Linked DNA regions of Homo sapiens: region 2 is linked to region 1. Evidence: chromatin loops called from intact Hi-C (ENCODE). Cell type or tissue: mammary epithelial cell. All regions are shown on one strand. Links, peaks and the distances in the headings refer to the core of each region. The heading gives the core; the rest is flanking DNA. Region 1 overlaps LOC101928146 (a long non-coding RNA gene). Region 2 holds the start of TMEM14C (transmembrane protein 14C).

Evidence for each region. Peaks named below come from ENCODE experiments on the same cell type or tissue, not always from the same donor. Only the 100,000 strongest peaks of a DNase experiment are listed, where the experiment ranks them.
Region 2: it touches region 1 in a loop (14-fold over the local background); 8 of 110 quality-filtered maps call a loop at or near these places.

The regions. Positions count from the first base shown.
Region 1 is chr6:10,507,624-10,513,112 of GRCh38, forward strand. LOC101928146 (a long non-coding RNA gene) reads right to left here. Exons shown (of 3, transcript XR_001743961.2): 2 at 2,720-3,017; 3 at 1,037-1,680. Among named protein-coding and RNA genes, the nearest start is that of GCNT2, 11 kb to the right of the region's middle. In mammary epithelial cell, for the core only: a CTCF peak has its summit at 3,070; no DNase peak of the experiment used is centred there.
Region 2 is chr6:10,718,088-10,723,315 of GRCh38, forward strand. TMEM14C (transmembrane protein 14C) reads left to right here and starts at 4,983. Exons shown (of 6, transcript NM_016462.4): 1 at 4,983-5,154. RefSeq lists silencers at 2,040-2,199, 2,530-2,669, 4,914-5,043 and an enhancer at 4,983-5,228. In mammary epithelial cell, for the core only: a CTCF peak has its summit at 2,936 (motif pointing left); a DNase peak (open chromatin) is centred at 4,914; H3K4me3 peaks cover 2,120 bases; H3K27ac peaks cover 864 bases.

The DNA.
Region 1 (5,489 bases), core at 209-5,208:
TTACCATTTTACAAGTAGATTTTTCTAGTATGACAGCTATTCCTGGCAATGTTAGCCAGCACTAGGCCCTCAGCTCATGTTTGTTGGGTAGACCAGTGCATGTCAAAGATGATTAGCAAACATTATGCTAAGTGAAATTAGCCAGTCACAAAAAGAAAAATATTGCATGATTTCACGAACATGGGGTATTTAAAGTAATCAAACTCATGAAAACAAAAAGCAGAATGTGGTTGCCAGGAGTTGGGGGGAGAGGAAATGGAGAGTTGTTCTTTGATGGGTATGAAGTTTCAACTTTGCAAAGGTGAGAAAGTTCTAGACATCTGTCATACAACAATATGCAATATAGTTAACACTATATTGCACACTCAAAGGTGGTTCAGATGGTAAATTTTATGGTAGGTGTTATTTACACAATTTTTAAAACTTTAGGTGGGCGCGGTGGCTCATGCCTGTAATCCCAGCGCTTTGGGAGGCCGAGGCAGGAGGATCACTTGAGGTCAGGAGTTTGAGACCAGCCTGGCCAACATGATGAAACCCCATCTCTACTAAAAATACAAGCAATTAGCTGGGCATCGTGGCACATGTCTGTAATCCCAACTACTCGGGAGGCTGAGGCAGGAGAATTGTTTGAACCCAGGAGGCAGAGGTTGCAGTGAGCTGATAATTGCACCACAGCACTCCAGCCTGGGCAACAGAGCTAGACTCCGTCTCAAAAAGCAAAACAAACAAACAAAAAAACCTGTTTTAGCAAGTCTTCAACATTAGTGATTAGGGGTAGAATTTGAAGTTTCCAGGTTACTGTGGCAGTGTGTACACCTGATTAAACACTACTCTTCCAGCTAATTTGACAGAAATGCAACAATATATTAAATATGGAAGGAGAGGGGCAGGTGATGGGAGAGAGAAGTTGTGAAAAGCCCCACAATGTGTCCTCATCCTGGAGACACTGAGTATGTGCTTGAAAATAGGCTGGTTCCATCGTGTAATGGTTAGAACTCTGGACTCTGAAAATAGGCTGATGTATTGGACTAACCTGTAATTGTGAGAAATAATTTATTTGCAGAAGATAAAAGACTTAGAGGACATTTATAAATATAAATGTTATTAGAATTAGGTGACCTTCAAAGGAGTACTGAATACGCCTGTTGGTTTTGGTCACAAAGTTTCCCAAATCATTTTTGTTTTGCTTCGATTATATTTACCTAATCCTGATAAGTTTCACCCGAATGAATAAATGTTATCGCTCTGAGCTTCAAAGTGCAAATATTTTACCAGCCTCATTGAAAAGCACAAATATTATCTTTAGCATAGATTGGTTTCTCAGGGTAGAAAACTGCATATAAGAACAAATCTCATGAAGTTAAGGTTATCTCATTCCCTATTTAATTTGTCCTTTAGTTGAATAGTGAGTTAGAGCTAGAGACATGCTTATAAAATTTTGTTTTCTGATGTCTTCTCTGTAGGACAAATGGAAGGAAAGATTTTTGGAAGCAGCTTCTTGTGTCCGACCCGCTGTGATCAGCTGCTACTCCCAGGTCTGGGGTTAGATGGCTTTGTGACTTTCCTTCTCTGGATGGCATTTTGCTTTCCTCTGTAAAATGGTGTGATGAATGAGATGACCTCTAAGCCTCTTTCCATGTCTGTCACTGGACTGTCCTCTTATGTAGCCATTTAAGTTTTCTAATTAAAAAAAAAAAATTTAAAATTTGATGCTCAGTTAAGTTACATCAAAATAATTAAAATGAAACTACAGGTTGAGTATCCCATATCCAAAACGCTTGGGACCAGAAGTGTTCTGAATTTCAAGTTTTTTCTAGGTTGGAAAATTTGCATATACATAATGAGATGTCTTGGGGATGGGACCCAAGTCTGAACATGAAATTCATTTATATTTCATATACACCTTATGCACATAGCCTGGAGATAATTTTATACACTATTTTAAATAATTGTGTCCAAGAAGCAAAGTTTTGGCTGCTGTTCGACTGAGACCCATCACATGAAGTCAGGTGTGGAATTTTCCACTGATGGTGCCACATTAACTCTCAAAAAGTTTTGGATTTTGGAGCATTTCAGATCTCAGATTTTCAGACTAGGGATGCCGAACCTCTATGTAATTTTGCTTTGAATGTGTCTGGGACACTGGGGAAATTTTGATTTTTAAGATTCATCTCTAATTCTGAAAATAACCTGGTTGGGTGCAGTGGCTCACGCCTGTAATCCCATCATTTTGGGAGGCTGAGTTGGGCAGATCTCCTGAGGTCAGAAGTTCGAGACCAGCCTGGCCAACATGGTGAAACCCTGTCTCTACTAAAAGTGCAAAAATTAGCTATGCATGGTGGCACACACCTGTAGTCCCAGCTACTTGGGAGGCTGAGGCAAGAAAATCGCTTGAGCCTGGGAGGCAGAAGTTGCAGTGAGCCAAGATCGCGCCACTGCACTCCAGCCTGGGTGACAGAGGGAGACTTCGTCTCTAAATAAATAAATAAAATCTAAGTGATGGCACGTCACCCCGGGGCATCTTTCCACTTTCACATTCTCTCCTGGCTGCTTTACCTGCCCTGCCAGCACAGTCCAGAGGGCCCCCACTAGCATTCCACATGCCAGGCCTTGCTTAGATGGAAGGCCTTTTCTTCCATCTAATCTAACCTGTCTCTTGTCCCATTTTTCCAGAACCTCTATTGGATGGCATTTTCTAGAACCTCTATTGGTTACTTACGGCATAATGAGATATATAGAGGTTATTGCTAGGTCATCCTTCTTGACTCAAATCTCATTTAAGCAATTAGCTTCCTTATGAAACTTCATAAGGGTCATTGTGGATCCCTTGGCTGGCTGATGGGGCTGAGATCTTGGGATAGGCAGGTTTTTCCTTGCGCCTCGAATGCCACGTTGAATACTCCTCATGTCTTTGGAGACATGTCCTTCCCTTCGAGCTGCTCCCAGTCAGGTGAGGAATAAAATGCTATGATGGCGTGAAAATTCTCCCTTGGTCTCATCCATAGATTTGCAATCACCTAAAAAAAAAAAAGGAAGAGTGTGCCAAGCCACCCCATATAGAGCCACTGTGTGGCAGCACTGCCTCTCGCCAAAGCTTGGGCCACTCGGTGTCAGGCAAAGTGCAGTGGGGTGAGTTTCCAGTTCACTGGCGGTACAGGTAGCCCCTAGAAGCGATCGTGTGCAGTGAGAATAGCTAGCATTTCAGAGTGTTCACTATGCGTGAATACTGCTCAGAGTGCATTCTACTTATTAACACATCAACTCACAAAACAGCCCTACTGGTATTATCTTTATTTTACTGACAAAGAAATTAAGACAGATAGGAAAAGTGATTTGCCCAACGTCACACAACTAGGAACTAGCAAAGCCAGGATCTAGACCCACGCAAACCTCTCTTTGAAGCTCATGCTTTGCTACCAAATATCGTGTCATTCTGGCATTCACGAGGAAATCTTGAAAATAAAGCAAAAAGTTGTAAAATGGTATCAAGTCCACAATCGCTGTCTTGATGTAGTGCAAGCACAGTGGTATACAAGGGACATCCGTAGATACAGAGGAGAGGGTCAGCAAACCTTCTCTGGTAAAGGCCAGATGGAAAACATTTTAAGCTTCGGTGGTCAGATGTGGCAACAACTTAGCCCTGCCATTGTAACGTGAAAGCAGCCATAGGCCCTGTGTAAACAAATGAGGACGGCTGTGTTCCAATAAAATTGTATTTATGGACACCGAAATTTGAATTTCATATAATTTTCATGTGTCACAAAACATTTTTCTTCTTTGGATTTTCTCCCAACCATTTTAAAATATAAAACCATTCTAGCTGAGAGATTGTCTAAAAACATGCAGCGAGCCAGACTGGACCCCCCCAGCTGTGGTTTTGCTGATCTCTGGTATAGAGGAAAGAAGGGTGGCTAAACTTAATTCGGTGAGTGCCTACCATAAGCAAGGTGTTGAAAGTGCAGTGACCAGCAGACCGAAATAGTTCTCCATGGGACATTATGTTGAGTGAAATAAGCCAGGCACAGAGAGACAAATATTGCATGATCTCACTCATGTGGAATCCACATAGAAGTAGAGAATAGAACAGTGGTTACCAGAGAATGGGAAGGGAAAGGAGCAGGGGGGTGATGAGAGATGGATCAACAGGTGCCAAGCTATAGATAGAGAGGAAGAATAAGCTCTGGAGTTCTACTGCATAGGAGGAGGATTACAGTTAATAATAATGCATTGTATATTTCAAAATACCTGGAAGAGCAGTTTTTGAATGTTCTGATAACAAACAATAAATGTCTAAGGTGATGGATATGCTAATTACCATGATTTGATCATTACACAATGTATACATGTATTGGAACATCATGCTGCATCCCATAAATACGTATAATTACCACCTGTAAATCATACATTTAAAAATAAAATATTAACTTTTTGTTTTAAAAATAAATAGTCCTCCATGGACTAGTGGTAGAGCAAACAAACAAGCAATTGTAGGAGTACAAGGTTTTATTAGGGCAGGTGAAGGGCTTCTAACCCAGACTTGGAAGAGCAAGGAAGGGTCACCAGGGAAGCAGTGTCACATAGGGACCTGAAAGATGAGTAGGAACTCAAGACAAGGCAGGGGGAGAGAATATTCCAGGTAGATGGCCTATGCAGTGAGAAGAGATAAGCTTGAGGCTAGGCACAGTGGCTCATGCCTATAATCCCTTTGGGGGGTCAAGGAAGGAGGGTCCCTTGAGCCCAGGGGTTCAAGACCAGCCTGGGCAACATAGTGATACCCCGTCTCTACAAAAAAACGATTTTTATTTTTTTATTTTATTTTATTTTTTTTGAGACGGAGTTTCACTCTTGTTGCCCAGGCTGGAGTGCAATGGTGTGATCTTGGCTCACTGCAACTTCCACCTCCCGAGTTCAAGCGATTCTCCTGCCTCAGCCTCCCTAGTAGCTGGGATTACAGGCATGTGCCATCATGCCCAGCTAATTTTGTATTTTTGGTAGAGATGGTGTTTCTCCATGTTGGTCAGGCTGGTATCGAACTCCCAATCTCAGGTGATCTGCCTGCCTCGGCCTCCCAAAGTGCTGGGATTACAGGCATGAGCCACCTCGCCCGGCCCCAAAAAAAATTTTTTTAAGGCTGGGTGAGGTGGCTCACTCCTGTAATCCCAGCACTTTGGGAGGCCTAGGCGGGTGGATCACCTGAGGTCAGGAGTTCAAGACCAGCCTGGCCAACATGGTGAAACCACTTCTCTACTAAAAATACAAAAATTATCTGGGCGTGGTGGTGGGTGCATGTAATCCCAGCTACTTGGGAGGCTGAGGCAGGAGAATTGCTTGAACCTGGGAAGCAGAGGTTGCAGTGAGCTGAGATCGCACCATTGCACTTCAGCCTGAGCAACAAGAGTGAAACTCTGTCTCAAAAAAAAAGAAACAAAATCTTATGTTTAATTAGGCAAGCAATGTGGCTGGCACCTGTAGTCCCAGCTACTCAGGAG
Region 2 (5,228 bases), core at 229-5,228, 210 kb after region 1:
TCATTATCAGCGTTGGCTGGTTAGAATCAGCTGTGATAAACAAGGGCTTCAATTTTGCTATCTGCAAGGTAGGTGCTGCCACAAGTGGAAAGTTTGTCTTTAAGAATATACGCCGCGACCGGGCATGGTGGCTCACACCTGTAATCCCGACACTTGTGGGAGGCCCAGGCAGGCAGATTGCTTGAGGCTGGGAGTGTGGGACCAGCCTGGCCAACATGGTGAACCACTGTCTCTACTAAAAACACAAAAAATAGCCAGGCATGGTGCCACACATCTGTAATCTCAGCCGCTCAGGAGGCTGAGCAGGAAAATCACTTGAACCTGAGAGGCAAAGGTTGCAGTGAGCTGAGATCATGCCACTGCACTCCAGCCTGGGCAACTGTTAGAAATGCTTGTTCCCCAGCACCACAAAATAGCACTCAAACATAAATTTAATTCTCTCAGCAAGGCCATTTTCACTTCCTGCAGAAAGGGTGCTTCTCACAGATGGAACAACGGCAATAGCACACTTGAACAAAGGAAAAGCAGAGGGTTTACACATTTGGGTCCTCCTTACTGCTGTGTCCTGCATGCATTGACTGGTGCTGGACCTCGGTCTTAAATTTCCAATTTGCTAACAACCTGAAACTTTCCTAAATAGTTAGGTGCAAGGGAGGATAAAGGAGACTAAGTTGCTTATGAAAGGTTTAAGGAAATAATAACATTTCCAAATAAGGAAGGGGCATAAAATATGAGCTGAGACTTGCTTGGGCCTGTCCAGACATGCCTGAATAAGCCAAAGCAACTAACTGGGCTAAATCGTAAGAACTAACAGTTGATAGCAGGCTTTGGAGTAAGATGTGATTATTCCTGGTGTCTATTTTTAAACCAAGACAAGGTTTGAAGAGAAGCTTTTCTACTTTCTACAACAGCAAAACTCCATCTCAAAAAAAAAAAAAAAAGCAAAAACCATGCTACAAAGGCCAGCAAAGCAGCTCATGCCTCTAATCCCAGCACTTTGGGAGACTGAGGTGGGCAGATGAGATTAAGAGTTTGAGACCAGCTGGGCCAACATGGTGAAACCCCATTGTGTCTGGACTTTGTGGGTTCGTCTTGCTGACTTCAAGAATAAAGCCACAGACCCTCATGATTGAATGTTACAACTGTTAAAGATGGTGGGTCCAAAGTTTGTTCCTTCCGACATTCAGACATTATCTAGTTTCTTCCTACTGGTGGGTTCACGGTCTCACTGATTTCAGGAATGAAGCTGCAGGCCTTTGCAGTGAGTGTTACACCTCTTAGAGGTGGCACATCTGCAGTTACTTGTTCTTTCTGGTGGGTTTGTGCTCTCTGCTAGCCTCAGCAATAAAACCACCAACCTCTGCAGTCAGTGCTACAGTTCATAAAGGTGGCACATCCAGTTTTTCATCTGCTTTCAGTGGGTTTGTGGTCTCACTAGCTTCAGAAGCAAAACTGTAGCCTTATCACGGTGAGTATTAAAACTCATAAACATTGCACGGATCTAAAGAACTATCAGCACCAACATTTATTGCAAAAAGCAAAAGAACAAAGCTCTGTCAGCCCAAGAAAACACCCAAGCACGTTTCCCCTACTGGCTGTGGGTGGCCAGTTTTTATTCCCTAATCTGGCCACACCCACATCCAGCTGATTGGTCCATTTTACAGAGTGCCGATTGGTGCATTTGCAAACCTTTAGCTAGACACAGAGTGCTGATTGGTGCGTTTACAATCCTTTGGCTAGATACAAAAGTTCTCCAAGTCCTGACCAGATTAGCTAGACACAGAGCGCTGATTGGTGCGTTTACAAACCTTTAGCTAGACAAAAAACTGCTGACTGGTGCATTTACAATCCTTTAGCTAGACACAAAAGTTTTCCAAGTCCCCACCCGTCCCAGAAGCCCAGCGGGCTTCACCTCTCGCTGGGAGTTGGGTGGGACTTTTTGGCAACTAGCCTGGGCACTCCGGGAGCTCCTCCCACACAACCAAGAGGAAAAGAGGAGGAGAGAGACAGAGACCCGCCATCGTGGCCAACGACCCCGCCAAGAGGGAACGGCGGTCCACGCACTGGACCCAGCCTCCGATCAAGCCCAGCAGGGGCCGGCAGGTCGCGCCAAGTGCGGGGCCCACCGAGCCTGCGCCCACCTGGAACCCGGGGCAGCGCAGCCCCAGTCCCCGCCTGCGCCTCTCCCTCCACGCCTCCCCACGAGCAGATGGAGCCGGCTCCGGTCTCGGCCAGCCCCAGGGAGGGCCCCGCACAGCGCAGCGGCGGGCTGAAGGGCTCCTCGAGCCTGGCCGATGCTAAGGAGGCACCGAGAGCAAGCGAAGGCTGCTAGTGAGAGGTGACGACGTGCTGGCAGTCCTCAGAGCCCTCGCTCTCGGCGCCTCCTCTTCCTGGGCTCCCACTTTGGAGGCACTTGAGCCCTTTAGCCCACCGCTGCACTGTGGGAACCCCTTTCTGGGCTGGCCAAGGCCAGAGCTGGCTCCCTCAGCTTGCAGGGAGGTGTGGAGGAAGAGGCGCGAGCGGAAACCAGGGCTGCGCGCGGCGCTTCCGCGCCAGTTGGAGTTCCGGGTGGGCGTGGGCTTGGCGGGCCCCGCACTCGGAGCAGCCGGCCGGCCGGCCCTGGGCAATGAGGGGCTTGGCACCCAGGCCAGCGGCTGCAGAGGGTGTACTGGGTCCCCCAGCAGTGCCAGCCCACCGGCGCTGCGTTGGATTTCTCGCGGGGCCTTAGCTGCCTTCCGACGGGGCAGGGCTCGGAACCTGCAGCCCGCCATGCCTGAGCCTCCCACCACCTCCGTGGGCTCCTGTAGGGCCCGAGCCTCCCTGATGAGCACCACCCCCTGCTCCACAGGGCCCAGTCCCATCAACCACCCAAGAGCTGAGAAGTGTGGGCGCAGGGCGCAGGACTGGAAGGCAGCTCCACCTGCAGCCCTGGTGTGGGATCCACTGGGTGAAGCCAGCTGGGTTAAGTCTGGTGGGGAGGTGGAGAACCTTTATGTTTAGCTCAGGGATTGTAAATACACCAATTGGCACTCTATATCTAGCTCAAGGTTTGTAAACACACCAATCAGCCCCCTGTGTCTGGCTCAGGGTTTGTGAATGCACCAATGGACACTGTATCTAGCTACTCTGGTGGGGACCGTGGAGAACCTTTATGTCTAGCTTAGGGATTGTAAATACACCAATCGGCACTCTGTATCTAGCTCAAGGTTTGTAAACACACCAGTCAGCACCGTGTGTCTAGCTCAGGGTTTGTGAATGCACCAATCCACACTCTGTATCTAGCTACTCTGGCAGGACCTTGGAGAACCTTTGTGTGGACACTCTATAGCTAATCTGGTGGGGACGTGGAGAACTTTTGTATCTAGCTCAGGGATTGTAAACGCACCAATCAGCACCCTGTCAAAACAGACCACTCGGCTCTACCAATCAGCAGGATGTGGGTGGGGCCAGATAAGAGAATAAAAGCAGGCTGCCCAAGCCAGTAGTTGTAACGCACTTGGGTTTTCTTCTATGTGGAGGAGGCTTTGTTCTTTCTCTTTTTCTTTTTGCAACAAATATTGCTGTTGCTCGGTGCTTAGGTCCTGTGTTGTCTTTACAAGTGGTAACGCTCACTGCGAAGATTTGCAGTTTTGCTCCCAAAGCTACGAAGACCACGATCCCACCGGAAAGAACAAACATATTCCAGACGCACTGCCTTAAGAGCTTTAACATTCGTTATAGAAGTCTGTAGCTTTGCTCCTTGAGCCAGTCCAAAGCTAGGGAGACCACGATCCCACCGGGAAGAACAAACAATTCCAGACACACTGCCTTAAGAGCTTTAACATCCACCACAGAGGTCTGTAGCTTTGCTCGTTGAGCCAGTGAGACAGCAAACCCACCAGCAGAAAAACTCCCTGAATACTTCTAAACATCGGAAGAAAAACTCTAGAGACACTGCTTTTAAGAACTAACACTCATCGCGAGGGTCTGCAGCTTTCTCAAGTCAGACCAAGAAGCCATCAATTTTGAACACACTGGCACGTTGTGATCTCTCACTATCTCCACTAAAAATAACAAAAATTAGCCTGGCAGCCAGGGGTGGTGGTACAGGCCTATAATCCCAGCTACTCAGGCAGCTGAGGCAGGAGAATCAGTTGAACATGGGAGTCAGAGGTAGTGGTGAGACAAGATCATACGCTGCACTCCAGCCTGGGCAATAGAGTGAGACTCCACATAAAAAAAAAAAAAACTTGGCTGGAATTCGCTTTATTCACTGACAATTATATTGGTCAGATTTGTGTATGTTGATACTTGTAGGGGATGGAGAGGGAGAAGTCAACGATGACAGCAAATTTTAGTGTAGAGCAACTAAGAGAATGGTGGTGCAGGAAACGGAATAGGAGTGACTCCAAGTGGGAATGGAGATAATATGCTGTGGATATTTTGGGTCCACAGAGCTGGGTAAAAATCAGGTTTAACTTACTCCCCATCCCCCTTTAAGATGCTTCTCAAGCAGCCTCACTCCCTAAAACAAACGGATATTTGGCTTTGAGCCACATTATTCTGCAGCCCCCGTATTTTCTTCCAGGCAGGCCCTTCCTGGTGTAGACAAGATCGGGCTTGAGTGACACTCCTCCCTGATGGCCTGCATCTGGTTTATACCCTGTAACTTGTTCCTCTATTAATGGGGTCCTTCAAAATCCAGCCTCAGATTCCCTGGTCCCGCAGCGGTGGCCTCACCTCTGGCGTGGCCGAGCTCACGTGGTCCGGCTTGTGCAAGTCCCAGGTCCAACTCCGGGTCTCCTGCTTTTGGCCACTCAGGATTGGACCTGGGACTGATACTGGTCGGCCCTGCAGGCGCTGCGGACAGGGGAAGCACAGAGATTCCCCGCCGCGTTCCCTGGACTCAGGAGCTCGCCGCGATGCCCCGCCCCACTCTCCACCCGCTGAATGCAGGGCGCATGCTGCTACTTGGCGGCTCAAGCCCCGCCCGCACCGTCCCCATTCTCTGACCGCCCCTCTCCCGGTACACTGCGCAGGCACAACAGAGCCGCTCCCCTCTCCTCGCCCCGCCACCGGGACGGAGAGCGCCCGCCGCTGCATTTCCGGCGACACCTCGCAGTCATTCCTGCGGCTTGCGCGCCCTTGTAGACAGCCGGGGCCTTCGTGAGACCGGTGCGAGTATTTGGGGATTATTCTTATTTTCTGCCACTTTTAACTTTTAGGGATTATTTAGGAGTTTCACGGCC